Regions from separate parts of the Homo sapiens genome. Here region 1 is linked to region 2. Evidence: read pairs that join two places in POLR2A ChIA-PET (ENCODE). Cell type or tissue: K562. All regions are shown on one strand. Links, peaks and the distances in the headings refer to the core of each region. The heading gives the core; the rest is flanking DNA. Region 1 has its middle 15 kb from the start of ARSA. Region 2 overlaps MLC1 (modulator of VRAC current 1).

Region 1 (5,364 bases), core at 51-5,050, 560 kb after region 2:
TGTGCATGAATAAATCTGTATGCCTTTTCTCTTACTTTGTCAGTTGATTTTCCGTGAATCTCCTGAGGGCAGAGGGCAAGTTTTCCCTTGGCCTCTATAGTCTCCAGTTTGTTTAACAGTCAAATGGAAATGACAGACGCGTACTGAACGTTGACCTAAAAGAAAGAAGCTGAAGCAACATTAACATGAGCGGAGGGTTTATTTGGGCCAAGCTTGAGGATTGCAACCTGGGAGCAGAGATTCTATTTGCCCTGAATATACACTCTGATTGGCAACAGTTACAGTAGTTTTTCGAAGGAAAAGAGGTGGCTGGGCGCGGTGGCTCACGCTTGTAATCCCAGCACTTTGGGAGGCCAAGGCGGGTGGATCACTTGAGGTCAGGAGTTCGAGACCAGCTGGGCCAACATGGCGAAACCCTGTCTCTACTAAAAATACAAAAATTAGCCAGGTGTGGTGGCGTGTACCTGTAATCTCAGCTACTTGGGAGGTTGAGGCAGGAGAATTGCTTGAACCTGGGAAGTGGAGGTTGCAGTGAGCCGAGATTGCGCCATTGCACTCCAGCCTGGGTGCCAGAGTGAGACTCCGTCTCAAAAACAAAACAGAAAAAACAAAAACAGATAACATTGGCTATACATTGTTCTTTCTTTTTGAGACAGAGTCTCGCTGTGTTGCCCAGCCTGGAGTGCTCACTGTGCCCTCCGCCTCCCGGGCTCAAGTGATTTCCTGTGCCTCAGCCTCCTGAGTAGCTGGGATTTACCGGTGTGAGCCATCATACCCGGCCTACATTGTTCGTTGTGTCACAAATTCCAAGAACATGAAGATAATGGTGAGGCAGCTGGTCTGGAACAAAGCGTCCTGAAACAATTGTCCCCAGCCATTTTTGCAGAAGTGTGGGATTACTGAGGCCCCACACTCATCCCTCTTGGCCGTACACCCCGCCTAGTTCCGACTCTGCTCTGAGCTACTTCTTTTTCTCATCAGTGTAAGAGAGAGCCCCAGAGGGGGCTTCGGTGAGGATTTTATTCTGTGTGGCTGAGGGCCCCAAGGTTGCTGTAGTAATTGGGCCCTGCCAGGGTATCCCTCTCCATAGCCCCTGCCCTGAACAGTTTCCACTGCAGGTGTCCCCAGGACAGCTCCCTCAGGGTGGCCCCTCCTAGGGTGGCTCCCCAGGGCAGCTCCTTGACCTTGCGTTTCTCCACAAGCTCAGGTTGCCCCTCGGGGAGGAGCAGGACCTGGTCTCCTGATGGGAAGCGCTTTCCCTGGTCACTGACCCTGCAGCCAGTGGGAAGGTGGACAGGGCTCTGGAAGAGCCTCTGGGGACCAGGGTGAGGGTTCAGGACTCGACTTCCACTGAAGCCCAGCTGTGTGTGGGGAGCTGGCATTTTCCTGAGGAAACATGAAAGCTCCAAGATAGAGGCCATGTGGGAGCAAAGTTTGAAGGGACTCCCAGAGATGGGGTGGGAAGGGGCTGGGCTTGAGGCTGCTGCTGACCTTGTGGAGAGCAGGAGGTGCCAGTCTCTGCCAGCGAGCCCCTTGATGTTACATTCCAGTGTGGTGTCTGTGCCTGTGTGTGGCGGGGCTGGGGGCAGGGGTGCGCTGCTGGTGCTTCCATCTGGAGCCAGAACAGAAAGCTGCTCGGTGGCCCAGAAATCTTTGAACCTGTAATTGGAGCTATCGCAGCTGGTTGGCGCTGTGAATTGGAGTTTAAAAGGAGACAATCAAAGGCACTTTATTCTCTTTCAACTGGAAGCTGGGAACTACCCCAGGACCGGCCCCTTCTTCCCGAGAAGAGCCTGCTTAGGGTTGTAGTGTTACGCAAATGGTGGCCCCTTCCCCCTGGGCTCTGGAGGCCGCTCAGGGGTTGCCCACGTGACAGCTGCCTCGGCCCAGCCCTGACCTCCCGGCCTGGAGGAGGGGATGTGTGTGCTGCCAGCTATGTTTGTTCAAAGCCAAGCTCTGCAGGCCATCCTGCCTTTTGGAGATGTGAGTTCTTTTTCTGCATTGACAGAGCCCCAATTGGAGGCAGCCTGCTGGGGTTCGGGAAGTGGCTCTGGACGCCTGGGGCATTGCTAATTTGGGACTAACACCCACAGTCAGGAGAGGGCCTTGAAATGAGGGGCATGGGTCTTGTCTTTTTGCACCTTGGACAAGGGATGGAAGAAGCCTCTGCATGGGGAGGGTGGGGAGTTGAGCTGCTTCAGCGGGAACACGTGGCCTGAGTGGAGGGATTCTGCAGCAGTTCATGAGACCTGCTGACATGGGGATCCACCTTAGGCCCCCTGGTGGCCTTCATCTTCCCCACCCCTGTGGGCCTGCTCCATCCTTGTCCCATCAACCACCTTGAGGCCCTCTGGTTGGTCCCAACTCTGAAAGGGCTCTGCTGGTCCCAGCTGGGCAGATACATGACCTGGCCAAGGGGGTGGCAGGTACTGACTGGGAGGTTCTTGTGGAACCCACTGGCAGGGAGAGGAAGGCAGGAGGTTCCCAGAAAGAGGGGCAGCCCTTTTTTTTTTTTTTTTTGAGACGGAGTCTCGCTGCGTCGTCCAGGCTGGCTGGAGTGCAGTGGCGTGATCTCGGCTCAATGCAAGCTCCGCCTCCCGGGTTCACGCCATTCTCCTGCCTCAGCCTCCTGAGTAGCTGGGACTACGGGAGCCCGCTACCACGCCTCGCTAATTTTTTAATATTTTTTTAGTAGAGATGGGGTTTCACCGTGTTAGCCGGGGTGGTCTCAATCTCCTGACCTTGTGATCCGCCCACCTCGGCCTCCCAAAGTGCTGGGATTACAGGCGTGAGCCACTGCGCCCGGCTTGGGGGCACAGTCTTGAGCAGATGAGGACGGAATCCACTGCCCACAAGAACCGTGGCAGGTGTGAGGTAGCTGCTGTGTGGCAATGAAAGCTTCTCTGCTTGGGCAGACGGCAGCTCCTGAACCTTCTCCGGAGCCCATCTGTGCACTTCCTTGTAAAATCCAGTTTTAGTAAGGACCTGATCACCCTTTATGTAACCACCCAGTGAGTTCACTTTGCCCGCTGCCTGCACAGAGCCGATTTATCAAGACAGGGGAATTGCAATAGAGAAAGAGTAATTCACGCAGAGCCGGCTGTATGGGAGACCAGAGTTTTATTATTACTCAAATCAGTCTCCCCGAGCATTCGGGGAGCAGAGTTTTTGAGGGTAATTTGGTGAGTGGGGGAAGGCCAGTGAGTTGAGAATGCTGATTGGTTGGGTTGGAGACAAAATCATGGGGAGCCGAAGCTGTCCTCTTGTGCCGAGTCAGCTGCTGGGTTGAGGCCACAGGATCAGATGAGCCAGTTTATGGATCTGGGTGGTGCCAACTGATGCATCAAGCGCAGGGTCTGCAAATACCTCAAGCGCTGATCTTAGGAGCAGTTTAGGGAGGGTCAGAATCTGCACTGATCTTAGGAGCAGTTTAGGGAGGATCAGAATCTGCACTGATCTTAGGAGCAGTGTAGGGAGGGTCAGAATCTGCACTGATCTTACTTAGGAGCAGTTTAGGGAGGATCAGAATCTGCACTGATCTTAGGAGCAGTGTAGGGAGGATCAGAATCTGCACTGATCTTAGGAGCAGTTTAGGGAGGGTCAGAATCTGCACTGATCTTAGGAGCAGTTTAGGGAGGGTCAGAATCTGCACTGATCTTAGGAGCAGTGTAGGGAGGGTCAGAATCTGCACTGATCTTAGGAGCAGTTTAGGGAGGGTCAGAATCTGCGCTGTTCTTACTTAGGAGCAGTTTAGGGAGGATCAGAATCTGCGCTGTTCTTACTTAGGAGCAGTTTAGGGAGGATCAGAATCTGCGCTGATCTTACTTAGGAGCAGTTTAGGGAGGATCAGAATCTGCGCTGATCTTACTTAGGAGCAGTTTAGGGAGGATCAGAATCTGCACTGATCTTACTTAGGAGCAGTTTAGGGAGGATCAGAATGTGCACTGATCTTACTTAGGAGCAGTTTAGGGAGGATCAGAATCTGCACTGATCTTACTTAGGAGCAGTTTAGGGAGGATCAGAATCTGCACTGTTCTTACTTAGGAGCAGTTTAGGGAAGATCAGAATCTTGCAGCCTCCAGCAGCATGACTCCTAAACCATAATTTGTAATCTTGTGGCTAATTTGTTAGTCCTATAAAGGCAGACTAGTCCGCAGGGAAGAAAGAGGTTTGTTTGGGGAAAGGGCTGTTCATCTTTGTTTTAAACTGTCAACTATAAACCAAGCTCCTCCCAAAGTTAGTTCAACCTGCGCCCATGGAGGAACAAGCATGGCTTAAAGGCTAGAAGCAGGATGGAGCTGGTTAGATGTTAGATGTTAGATCTCCTTCACTGCTTCAGTCGCAGTTTTGCAAAGGCGGTTGCAATCATATCTGGTCAGGTTCCTCACCCTCCACCACCTGGCAGGTGATGTTGGTCACTCTGGCCTGTCCTCAGCAAGAATCCTCTTCACACCTGATGCTTTCCCTTAGTACATTAACATCTCCTGCCCCCACCCTGCTCCTTGGCTATAAACTCCCAGTTACCCAGGCTGTATTTGGGTTTGAGTCCAGTCTTTCTCCCCCGCTGCCAATTCCCCTTCCAGTGGTCTCTATACCTCTGGTGATGGTCCTGAATGAAGTGTGCCTGACTGTGCTTTAACAAGGGTCATTGAGTCACTTTTGTCTCTGATATAGTGCCCTCAAGCTGTCTGCCCAGGCTGGCTGCAGGCATCCTCCAGCCTCCGGCCACTGAGCTTGCTGTTTCCCCAACCTGGAATCCTGCTCCCTGGACTCCTTCATGCCCACCACTGTGGCATTCTCTCAGGAGGGCAGCCTGGTCCCCAAGCTCTCTCTCCCACTCCTGTGCCCAGGCATGAGCTTGTGAAAGGAAAATAAATCTTGGGGCCCCAGAATCACTAAGCTAAAGGGAAGAGTCAAGCTAGGAACTGCTTAGGGCAAACCTGCCTCCCATTGTATCCAAAGTCACCCGTCTGCTCACTGAGATAGATGTATATCTGATCTACTTATGACCTGGGAGTCCCCTCCCTGCTTCCAGTTGTCCCGCCTTTCTGAACCAAAGCAATGTTCGTCTTACGTATGTTCATTGATGTCTTGTGTCTCCCTAAAATGTATAAAACAAAACTGTGTTCTGACCACCTTGGGGACATGTTGTCAGGACCCCCTGAGGCTGTGTCACGAGCATGTGTCCTCAACCTCGGCAAAATAAACTTTCTAAATTAACTGAGAGCATCTCAGATATTCGGGGTTCACATTTTGGTAACCACGGAGGGATTCTGAGTGGAGATGCCCCTGATTTGGACAAATCTCCTATCAGTGCTTGGTACCAGCATGAGCTAACTTTATGGCTCAAACCAACAGGACAAT
Region 2 (5,364 bases), core at 236-5,235:
CGACAGAGCGAGACTGTCTCAAAAAAAAAAAAAAATGACAGATCAAAAAGACAAAAGCATAAGGAGAACTCTAAAATTCAGAAAAGTGTGACATTAACCTTGTCTTTTATTTTCTGTATTTCTGGTGCTTTGACCTCTGGCTCCTTCCTGATCCTGAAGAGACAGCTCCTCCCAGGGCCAGCCGACAGCTACAGTGAGTAACTTGCCTCTGAGCAGTTCAGATACAAGCCACTGACCCAGGGACCACACCCCATCTGCTCTCCGTCTTAATAAAGAAGCGTCACAGGCCGGGCGCGGTGGCTCATACCTGTAATCCCAGCACTATGGGAGGCCGAGGTGGATGGATCACCTGAGGTCAGGAGTACAAGGCCAGCCTGGCCAACATGGTGAAACCTTGTCTGTACTAAAAATACAAAAATTAGCCGAGTGTGGTGGCACACGCCTGTAATCCCAGCTACTCCAGAGGCTGAGGCAGGAGAATTGCTTGAACCCGGGAGGTAGAGGTTGCAGTGAGCCGAGATGGCGCCACTACACTCCAGCCTGGGCGACAGAGCGAGATTCCTTCTCAAAAACAAAACAAAACAAAACAAAAAGGCAGTGTGGGTGTTCCCACTGGGTCCTCCTGTGTCTGCTCATTTTTCCTGCCCAACGAGAGTGGCCAGGACATACTCAAGCCTCCTCCAGCTTTCCCCAATCATCAAGTGCATTCCACATGTCACACAAAGCAGGAGGCCCTCCTTGCAGTATCTCGGATGAGGTCCTGGTTTCCTTTGGGATTTTTGTCTTTTTTTTTTTTTTTTTTTTTTTGAGACGGAGTCTTGCTCTGTCTTCCAGGCTGGAGTGCAGTGGCGCCATCTCGGCTCCCACAACCTCTGCCCCCTACAATTTCACATTTTTGTTTAGAGGTGCATTGAACAACTGTCTTACACAGATTGGATGAAACATAGTATTATGTCACTGTTAATTTTTAAGGACTGTTGGAAAAGACATTGTTTACCAATAAATCTGTCCCGCAGAATCACGAGACTTCAATAAAGACAATTATTTTCTTTGGATGCATAAATCTCTCAACTTTAGTCAAACTCACGAGCTGTGAATAACATTTACCACCTATTTCCAGCTCAACAAACATTTGCTGACACCATTCGTGGGAGTGGGGCTGTGGGTGTCAGGCGTCTGCGCGAAGCTCGTGTGAACTCACGTTTATTGCTGATGGGTTCAGGACTAGTTTGCATCCAAACCAAATTAAACACGTAGTGGTCACAGCAAACGTGGAAACAAACAATATCTGAAAGTTGGGAATCTGAAAAACAAGGCAGGAGGGGTTTTCCTTCTTTGAATAATAAAAGAAAAAAGGTAACAGATAAACCACACTTCAGGCCATTCACTAAAAATTATCCTGATTAGGACATAATGGTGGGGAGTCCTGCGTGCTCAGCCCGCTCTCCCCTCTGTGCGGCAAAGGCTGGGCTGGGCAGGAGCTTTACTGTCTGGGGGGCAACCTCGGGGGCCCCTCTCGGTGCCACAACGTCTGTGCGTGGGCACACACACAAGCACACATGGGCACACTGTCTGTCAGCCCCTCCGGCTTTCTCCCTGGCAGAGGCTGCCTGCAAGCTAGACTCACCACATTGGCGTTCCTCCTGGAGACGGTGAAGCTCACAATTGCCGAGGGGATGCACTGGAATGAAACCGGAATCCCATGAGCCTGCCGCTCACCTGAGCAACTGAGACTCTGAAATACTCTAACATTTGCGCTTCCAGAAGGATCTGAATCATATTCACAAAACAGTGTTGCCAGTCCATGCAACACAGTGGGTTGGCTTGACTAGAAGGCCCCCAGGTACTTCTCAGTTTTAATTTTTTCTTGAGATGGGGTCTCACTCTGTTGCCCAAGCTGATCTTAACTTTGGGCTCAAATGATCTGTTCACCTCAGCTTCCCAAAGCCCTGCGATTACAGGCATGAGCCGCTGCGCCCAACCCCCAGGTACTTCAAAATAATTTATTCTGAAAGAAGTTTTTATTTTTCTGATGTGCTAAAAAGATATTTGTTAATGAAGGCTCTTCTAGCTGGATAAGCTTTGAAGCCTAGAATGTAACTCACGCAGGCACAAGACCTGGTCTTTGCTGAAAATTACCCAAAAAAGGAAAAAGTATCAGCCGGGTGCAGTGGCTCACACCTCTAGTCCCAACTACTCCGGAGGCTGAGCTGGGAGGATCTCTTGAGCCCAGGAGTTCGAGGCTGCAGTGAGCTGTGAATACTCGGTGATAGAGTGAGACCTTGTCTCAAAAAAAGAAAGAAAGAAAGAAAGAAAGAAAGAAAGAAAGAAAGAAAGAAAGAGGAGGTCTGGTGCAGTGGCTCACACCTGTAATCCCAGTACTTTGGGAGGCTGAGGCGGGTGGATCAGAGTCAGGAGTTTGAGACCAGCCTGGCCAACATAGTGAAACCCCATCTCTACTAAAAATACAAAAAAAATTAGCTGGGCGTGGTGGCGGGTGCCTGTAGTCCCAGCTACTCAGGAGGCTGAGGCAGGAGAATTGCTTGAACCCAGGAGGTGGAGGTTGCAGTGAGCAGAGACGGCGCCATTGCACTCCAGCCTGTGTGACAGAGCAAGACTCCGTCAAAGAAAGAAAGAAAGAAAAAAAGAAAGAAAGAAAGAGGAAGGAAGGAGCAAAGGAAGTAGCAAGACTCTGCATGTGAGGGAGGCAGAAAGGAGTCCCACAGCCTTCTTGTCCTCAGCCTTCTTGTCCCCACAGGGCCACACCAAGGCTAGGAGTCCAGGGCCAGGGAGGGAGGTTGGGACGTCAGGGACAGGGAGGTGGATGGAGTCGGGCCAGCCCAGGCCTGTGGCCCTTGCCGTGCAGGGCCTTGCTCCTGCAGCCATGGGACCCCGGGCCCTGAGTCGGGGGTGCAGGCCCTGAGGGGCTGAGCACAGCAGTGCTGGGTGAGGAGGCAGAAGAAGCCCCGTCGGGGCCTGAGCGAGGGGCAGAGCTAGGGCCAGGACAGCCAGGCTCAGCTCAGCACCCACTCAGGTGCCACGAGGGCCCAGGGTAGAGAAGAAAGGCCGGGGGCAGGGCCGAGTGGGGCCAAGGCTGGGCGGGGGTGGGCACTTGCCCATATCCGGCAGCCGCTGAGGCTGAAGGGGCACAGCTCACAGCTCCACTGGGACAAGGGCGGCTCCCATGGTGAGGATAAAGGCCACGGAGAAGCTTCCAGAGAGGGCAGCAGAGTGGGACGGGTCACCTGCCCCAAAGGGCTTTGTTCTAAGGGAGCAGAGACCCAGGACAGCACGGGGCGGGGCATCCACTTTGTTTTTAAGACATTTCGGGGGCGCTGCTGGGGACAGTCACCAACAGTGTCCCTAGAGAAAGGGCAGGGGCCAGAGACCCAGCAGGCATGTGGAAGCGAGAGGAGGGGAGAGCTCGGGACCAGCTGAAGCAGGAGGGGCGTGGGGTCCGCGGCTTGCGGGCCAGAGGGGCATGGGGTCCGCGGCTTGCGGGCCAGAGGGGCATGGGGTGCGCGGCTTGCGGGCCAGAGGGGCATGGGGTCCATGGCTTGCGGGCCAGAGCCCAGGGGTCAGCCAGCATGGTGCTCTAGCTGCCGGGACGCTGGGGAGGCAGTGGCCGGGGTTCACAGAGGACCAGGGGACAGCGGTTGTCTGTCCTCCCTTGCTCTGAGGATCAGTGGGTGCCTCCACCGGCCTTGGCACTGTGTAAGTTTCTAAAAACACAACATGAAGCTTTGGGAGGATGTGGGGCACAGGTCCCAGTCCCCTGAGGGCAGATGCTGCCAGCTCTGGCAGGACGCAGCCGCAGGCTCAGAATCAACACGCAATTCCCTGCACAGGCGTCTGCAGAGCAAGGTTCAGGCCTGCTTCATCAGTAATTCTCAAAGGTGATGAACTCTACGTGAAACTAAAGTCATATGAAGAGTTTTTTGTTTTTTTCTTGTTGTTGTTGTTTTGAGACGAAGTTTCACTCTCATTGCCCAGGCTGGAGTGCAGTGGCACAATCTGGGCTCACTGCAACCTCCGCCTCCCAGGTTCAAGCGATTCTCCTGCCTCAGCCTCCTGAGTAGCTGGGAGTACAGGCACCCACCACCGCGCCCAGCTAATTTTTGTATTTTTAGTAGAGATGGGGTTTGTCCATGTTGGTCAGACTGGTCTCAAACACCTGACCTCAGGTGATCCACCCACCTCCACCCCTCAAAGTGCTGGCATGACAGCCATGAGCCACTGTGCCCGGCCCATATGAAGAGGTTTGAATGAGGTACAGGTGACAGAAACCTGCACATCTCAGAACAAAGAAACCAGAGCACGTGCCGGCGAGCTTGGGCACTGGCAGAGGCGTGGAGGAAGCTGCTTACAGAGCCTGCAGCACAGCGCAAGTAATCCATCTCAGCCGGGAACACGTTCCCCAGGTACAGCGAAAACCCCGAGGTCACCAGGAGGCAGCTCTGCAAGACAGCGACAGAATCCCAGGTTACAACGCGCCCCGTCCCCAGGCTGGACCCTGACCCTTCAACTTCTGCTTCACTGTCTGTGTATTGGTGACTCACCCACGTCCCCCAGCATCAACCACACCCGCACCTGGGACCCGCCCATCCTGGACTCCTCCTGTAGGACAGACGCAGCCCCGCCGCAGCCCAGGACATGGACCAGCCTCCCCCAGCCATGTCGGAGCATGGACCCCCCACGCTGTTATCTGGAGGAGAGAAGAAAGGGGATCTGCCAATATTTAGAGCAAGGAATGGCACCTCTCCCCACAAAATACTCCTGCCCCAACATGTTGTGCGTGCAGTCTTCCAGATCCCACACCCAGGTCCAGACACGAGACTGGAAAACAACTGCCCATCCCCCTCCGTCTGCAGAACCTAATTTCCAGATCTGGAAGAAGATCCCTCCAGGCAGGGGCTCCAGGCCCAGGGGCTCCTGAGCAGGGAAGACCCTAGCAGGAGGCAGGGAGGGTGCTCTCTCTCACGCACAGCACTGCAGGGGTGCGGTGGGGAGGGGGCTCTCTCTCACGCACAGCACCCCCGGGGTGAGTCTGAGGGGAGTCAGTATCAAAGGTCACTGGGACCCAGGGTCCTGGCAGAGGAAGCGAGGTCTGGGGCAGAGGGGATCTGGCCTGGGCGGGGGAGGGGCTGCGACCAAGTCCAGGGCACCAGGTGGAGGAGGGCAGAGCCCGGAGATGGCCACCACCACCCGGGAGCCGCCTCTGTCCCCAGCTCCGAGGCAGACGCCTGTCTTGGTGGGGCATGCTCAGGCCACGGGAGGTGGGCAGGACCACTGTGGGTGCTGCAGGGGCTGCCGGCGGAGGCCAGGGCACAGGGAGGGGAGAAATCACAGCCTGGATCTCATTCT

Evidence for each region. ChIA-PET counts read pairs that join two places held together with the same protein. Peaks named below come from ENCODE experiments on the same cell type or tissue, not always from the same donor. Only the 100,000 strongest peaks of a DNase experiment are listed, where the experiment ranks them.
Region 1: POLR2A ChIA-PET joins it to region 2 with 6 read pairs; 2 of 35 experiments call an interaction of 5 or more read pairs at or near these places.

What each region holds. Positions count from the first base shown.
Region 1 is chr22:50,640,247-50,645,610 of GRCh38, forward strand. No RefSeq gene overlaps it. Among named protein-coding and RNA genes, the nearest start is that of ARSA, 15 kb to the left of the region's middle. RefSeq lists enhancers at 1,257-1,820, 1,821-2,385, 3,107-3,608, 3,609-4,108. In K562, for the core only: CTCF peaks have their summits at 1,682 and 2,296 (motif pointing left); a DNase peak (open chromatin) is centred at 2,295; H3K27me3 peaks cover 3,203 bases.
Region 2 is chr22:50,078,717-50,084,080 of GRCh38, forward strand. MLC1 (modulator of VRAC current 1) reads right to left here. Exons shown (of 12, transcript NM_015166.4): 3 at 4,368-4,457; 4 at 1,628-1,681; 5 at 1,202-1,303. Among named protein-coding and RNA genes, the nearest start is that of MLC1, 4.0 kb to the right of the region's middle. RefSeq lists a silencer at 4,344-4,638. In K562, for the core only: no CTCF peak of the experiment used is centred there; a DNase peak (open chromatin) is centred at 4,575.